Regions from separate parts of the Homo sapiens genome. Here region 2 is linked to region 1. A link is an interaction called in ENCODE POLR2A ChIA-PET data of the cell type or tissue named here. Cell type or tissue: PC-9. All regions are shown on one strand. Each heading gives the region's core, and the rest is flanking DNA. Links, peaks and the distances in the headings are about the cores only.

What was found. Peaks named below come from ENCODE experiments on the same cell type or tissue, not always from the same donor. Only the 100,000 strongest peaks of a DNase experiment are listed, where the experiment ranks them.
Region 2: POLR2A ChIA-PET joins it to region 1 with 6 read pairs; 5 of 35 experiments call an interaction of 5 or more read pairs at or near these places.

What each region holds. Positions count from the first base shown.
Region 1 is chr3:122,547,748-122,550,552 of GRCh38, forward strand. The region is part of intron 6 of PARP9 (poly(ADP-ribose) polymerase family member 9); the gene reads right to left. The region is part of intron 4 of LOC105374071 (a long non-coding RNA gene); the gene reads left to right. Among named protein-coding and RNA genes, the nearest start is that of PARP9, 15 kb to the right of the region's middle. In PC-9, for the core only: no CTCF peak of the experiment used is centred there; no DNase peak of the experiment used is centred there.
Region 2 is chr3:122,409,410-122,412,214 of GRCh38, forward strand. It overlaps FAM162A (family with sequence similarity 162 member A), which reads left to right. Exons shown (of 5, transcript NM_014367.4): 5 at 330-2,805. The coding sequence ends at 422. WDR5B (WD repeat domain 5B) reads right to left here. Exons shown (of 1, transcript NM_019069.4): 1 at 2,437-2,805. Among named protein-coding and RNA genes, the nearest start is that of WDR5B, 5.2 kb to the right of the region's middle. In PC-9, for the core only: no CTCF peak of the experiment used is centred there; no DNase peak of the experiment used is centred there; H3K27ac peaks cover 1,114 bases.

The DNA of each region.
Region 1 (2,805 bases), core at 101-2,600:
GAGGCTGAGATGGGAGGATTGCTTGAGCCTGGGAGGCTGAGGCTTCAGGGAGTTATGATCACACCACTGCACTCCAGCCGAGGCAGCAGAGCGACATCCTGTCTCAAAAAAAAGGAAATTAAAAAAAGAAATAGTTCAGGGAGGTGATCAGGGCACCTATCTGGGCTTAGAGATAATCCTCTGCATGGGAAACTGATGAACTTCATCTGAAGGACAGGATTATTCATTTTATCAGAAGGTGAGCTACTTCCTTGGGTCATGCACCACCATCTCACCAGTTAGCTGTGGGTGAGGCGCAGTGGGATACTGGAGCTGGCATACAATGACTCAAGACAGCTTGCTGTGACCATCTCTTCTAAATCTGTTTTCAGTGATGTCATATCAACAGCTTGAAAGCAGCCACAGAAATCAGCAAATGCTACAAATCTCCCCGTGTTTAATTGGGCAGCAGAAGGAATAAGAACTTTTATACTTGCTCCAAGAAAGAGCAAGCTGGAACAAGTATAAATTCACTTCCATATAGGCAGAGATAAAATGGCAACCATGCACATAGAGCAGGCCAAGAGGTGGGAATATGAGCAGTCAGAGAACTAATGTTTGCAGCCACTCTCTGCAAGGCAAACCTTGCAAGGCCCTCTATATCCAAAATCCAGACACATGCCGAGAAGTCTCTCTAAAACTCGGATGTTGCTGTTGGCAGAATCAGAAACCTATATCTTGAAAACCTATTTTAGGTTGCTGTATCTTATTTCCTTTCCTTTTTATTCTTCCCTAACATCATTAAAGTCTTTCTCGAAAATGCCAGCTAAGTGAGAATAAAGCAGAGATGGTCGGTACTTTAAAGGCAGAACAGCACTGCAATATATACTAATTATGCTGAAAATATCACAGTTTATTCACATGCTAGGAACTCAGCTTGATCTGTCCACCCAAACAAAAAGCTGAGATGAAGTGCACTCAGACACATAAGACAAGCTCCCCTCCAACACATGGACCCCAAATGTGTTAGACCACAGCTGATTTCCTTCCGAGGTCACCTACAGATGAGCTAAAAAAGAATGGGTTGAATTTGAGGGCAGTACTGGAGACATGGCAAAACTAGCCAGGCATACCACTGCTGTTAAAGAAATTGGAAAGAAAAGATAAACAATTCACTGAATTTAGTAACAATTCAGCACTCAGTGAACTACAGCTCATTACAGTTGATGTAACAGCTAACCTTCTACTCTGTGCTAGGTACTATTCTAAGTGTTTTACAGGTATTAACTCATTTTTTTTTTTTTTGAGATGGAGTTTCACTCTTGTTGCCCAAGCCCGGGTGCAATGGTGCGATCTCAGCTCACTCCAACCTCCGCCTCCTGGGTTCAAGCAATTCTCCTGCCTCAGCCTCCCGAGTAGCTGGGATTACAGGTGTGTGCCACCACGCCTGGCTAATTTTTTGTATTTTTAGTAGAAACGGGATTTCATCATGTTAGCTACACTGGTCTCAAACTCGTGACCTCAGATGATCCGCCTGCCTCAGCCTCCCAAAGTGCTGGGATTACAGGCGTGAGCCACCTCACCCACCTGTATTAACTCATTTCATCTTCACAACAGCTCCATAAGATGGTAATCAGTATCCCTCTTTTAAGGATGAGGAAACTGAGGCACAGATAAGTAAACTAACTTGCCCAAGGTTATATAGCCAGCGAGAGGCAAAGCTGAGACTGATGGGGATTTTAGAGGGAAAACTGATTGAGGAGGAGAAGACAGGCCAGGCATATTGGCTCACACCTATTATCCCAGAGCTTTGGGAGGCTGAGATGGGAAGATCACTTGAGCCCAGGAGCTCAAGACCAGATTGGGCAACATAGTAAGACTGCTTTTCTACAAAAAATTTAAAAATTAGCCAGGCATGGTAGCATGTGCCTGTAGTGCCTGCTACTCAAGAGGCTGGAGTGGGAGGATCACTTGAGCCCAGGAGTTCAAGACTGCAGTGAGCTATGATTGTGCCACTGCACTCCAGCCTGAGCAACAGAGCAAGATCACATCTGTTTAAAAAAAAAAAGAGAGAGAGAGAGAAGACAAAGAATTTGCCTTAAATACACTGGATTTGAGATGACGGTCAGAGATCCAAGTGGAAATGAGAGAGGATTGGCTAAGAAGACAGGACTTCACAGAAGTTGTAAGAACAGTTGTGTTCTTGAAGGGAGAGAGATGAGAGAGGGGCAAGGACCCCACACTGAAACTAGAAGGTTGCTTACCTTTAAGGAGCAGAGGGAAGAATAAGTGCCATTAAAAGAAAAGACAGAAGCTAGGTAGTGGGTAAACATGGCTTCTTTGTTTTTTGTTTTGTTTTGTTTTGTTTTTGAGATGGAGTTTCACTCTTGTTGCTCAGGCTGGAGTACAATGGCGTGATCTCGGCTCACCACAATCTCCGCCTCCCAGGTTCAAGCTATTCTCTTGCCTCAGCCTCCCTAGTAGCTGGGATTAAAGGCATGTGCCACCACGCCCAGCTAATTTTGTATTTTTAGTAGAGACAGGGTTTCTCCATGTTGGTCAGGTTGGTCTAGAACTCCCGACCTCAGGTGATCCGCCTGCCTCCGCCTCCCAGAGTGCTGGGATTACAGGTGTGAGCCACCGTGTCTTGCCAAACATGGCTTCTATAATGACATGTTTTACTAGGTCAGAGGTGGACAATCTGTAAAAATTAAACTTCACCAAGTTAGAACACCACCACACTGTACAGCACCTAGCCCTGCATCCCCTGCATCTTACATTGTAGATACTAAACAGATGTTGCTGAATGAATGAATGAATGAATGA
Region 2 (2,805 bases), core at 217-2,716, 140 kb before region 1:
GAGAAGGTATTTAGTATAAAAGAGAAGTGGGGTGGAATGAGAAGAAAGTATAAGAGAAAAGGAGAGGATAAAGACTGAAAGAAAGGGGCCAGAAGGGAAGAAAAAGGAGAGGTGTGGCACTTCTTACTTATGCTTGAGTGGATGAGCTGCTGTTCTTGGAAGCGTACGAGGAAGTTGAAGCACATAGAGGAAACTGCCGTGCTCAGTGTGCAAGCAGCAGAGGACTCCATGCCTCCATGCCTCTGTTAACCTGCTGTCATCAGTGCAAGGTAAAGACACCCTCCCCTGACCAGCATACAAATCACCTGTTCAAATCTGTTTTGCTTTAGGCTGCCCAAAGACACGAGACTTTAACAAGCTTGAACTTAGAAAAGAAAGCTCGTCTGAAAGAGGAAGCAGCTATGAAGGCCAAAACAGAGTAGCAGAGGTATCCGTGTTGGCTGGATTTTGAAAATCCAGGAATTATGTTATAACGTGCCTGTATTAAAAAGGATGTGGTATGAGGATCCATTTCATAAAGTATGATTTGCCCAAACCTGTACCATTTCCGTATTTCTGCTGTAGAAGTAGAAATAAATTTTCTTAAATAATGACTGTGTTTTATTGTTTTGATCCAAGTCAAGTGTAGCCTCTCAGCCTTTTGGAGAAAAATGAAACAATTTATTTCAACTTGAATACCAACTCTTCAGAGAAGCAGGTACCATATCTTACTTCTCTTCCCATTATCAAAGTAACCTCTCCACAGGCGAACTCATTTTGAGGAGATAAGGAAGGCCAGTTGAGTATATGGCCCAGGTGCAGCTTGGAGGGCCAGCCTTCTCAAATGTCCTGGTGTACTGGTGGGGAGGCTGCCCCCTAATAGAGCGAGCGCTGAGAAGCAGCCAGACCACATTCTATAATCTTTGAACATGCTGGCAGATGGAGGCTTTTAGGAGAATAGTTTTTTAAACATTCTGACAAGGTCCAGCCAGGAATTTCTAAGGACTTAGAAATCCCAGCGTCATGGAGTTGCTTGGGGTCAACACAAGTCACCTCTTAGCTTCATGCCTTAGAATTCTCAACTGGCTGTTTTCTTACCACCTGAGAAACTAAATTTCTCAATTATAAAAATCTCATGTATTATTACTGTTAGAAGTATTTGCACCTCATATATATCTCATTTACAGTTTGACCTTGGGATATCGAGTTGTCTCATATTTAGGTATGAATACAGGTTTCTATTTTAAACATTGATTCTCACATGCTTCTTAATTATTCATGGATGACAAGCCATTATAGTAGTCCCTTCTTATCCACGGCTTTGTTTTCTGTGGTTTCAGTTACCTGAGGTCTGAAAATATTAAATGGAAAATTCCTATAACAATGCATAAGTTATAGATTACATACCATTCAGTGTAGCATGATGAAATCTCTTGCCAATCTGTTCCATCCACCTGGGATGTGAATCATCCCTCTCTCTGGTGTATTCACACTGTATGTGCTAGCCGTCTCTGTTACGAGATCAGCTGTCGTGGAATCAGTGCTAGTGTTCAGGTAACTCTTATTTAATAATTGCCTCAAAGTGCATTGTGCTGTGCCTAATTTATAAAATAAACGGTATCATAGGTATGTATGTATACGAAAAACATAGTATATGCAGGGTTGGGTACTATCCACAGTTTCAGGCATCTACTGGGGGGTCTTGGAATATATCCCCAGAGGGTAAGGGGTGACTACTGTATACAGCCATGCCAACATGCTGGTTCTCAGAGAGTTATAAGAGAGATTAAAAATACATGCAGCTGTTTGGGCACTTTCTTCCCAAATAAAATACCCAGTAAAATGTAACATACTACCTATAGCTTGATAATCTATCTGAGGATGTTTATGATGTCTGTCTATATACTTTAATTTGGCCTTAGCTTCTTTGTAGGTATCAAGTTATCACTTGCAAATTTATTTTCAAAAAGCATAGTTTCTTGTACATTTTAGAAGATTAGTTTTTCTTATTTTGGGACACCTACACCAATGTTTTAAATGTGGATAAATTTTAATGTGGAATTTCTTTTAAAAATAATCCTCTTCATAGAGCAATACAACAAAAATGTGTTGTATCTTGGAGATTTACATTATAAATGTAGTAACATTTATGAGCTTAAATTTAATGAAACCTTTTTTTTTTTTTTGAGACAGTCTTGCACTGTCGCCCAGGCTAGAGTGCAGGGCATGATCTCAGCTCACTGCAACCTCCGTCTCCCGGGTTCAAGCAATTCTCGTGCCTCAGCCTCCTCAGTAACTGGCATTATAGGTGTGCACCACCACACCTGGCTAATTTTTGTATTTTTCATAAAGACGGGGGTTTCACCATGTTGGCCAGGCTGGTCTCAAACTCCTGACCTCAGGTGATCAGCCTCCCTCGGCCTCCCAAAGTGCTGGGATTACAGGCATGAGCCATGGTGCCTGGCCAAACGTTTTTATTACAAATATTACATTAAACTAAAGCTCACAACTGTTATTATGCATCAGGAATTAACAGTCATTTCTCATTTGTGTTATTCTCCTATTTGATAACATATAGTGACTATCTCTTTATGGGTTAAATATCAGTTTCTTGGCCAGAATTCAAGATCTGCCCCTAACTAATCCTACTTCTCCCAGTACCCTTACAGCACTCCTACCCTACTAGTAACTCTGATATCTCATAGTCCTCAGATTTATCAAGCAAACGAAACTGAATGAGCACTACTATAAGGTACCACAAACTACAAAAGGAGACAGTTTTGCCCTTGTTGCTTTCAGTTAAATTATTGTGCTATTTTTTGCTTA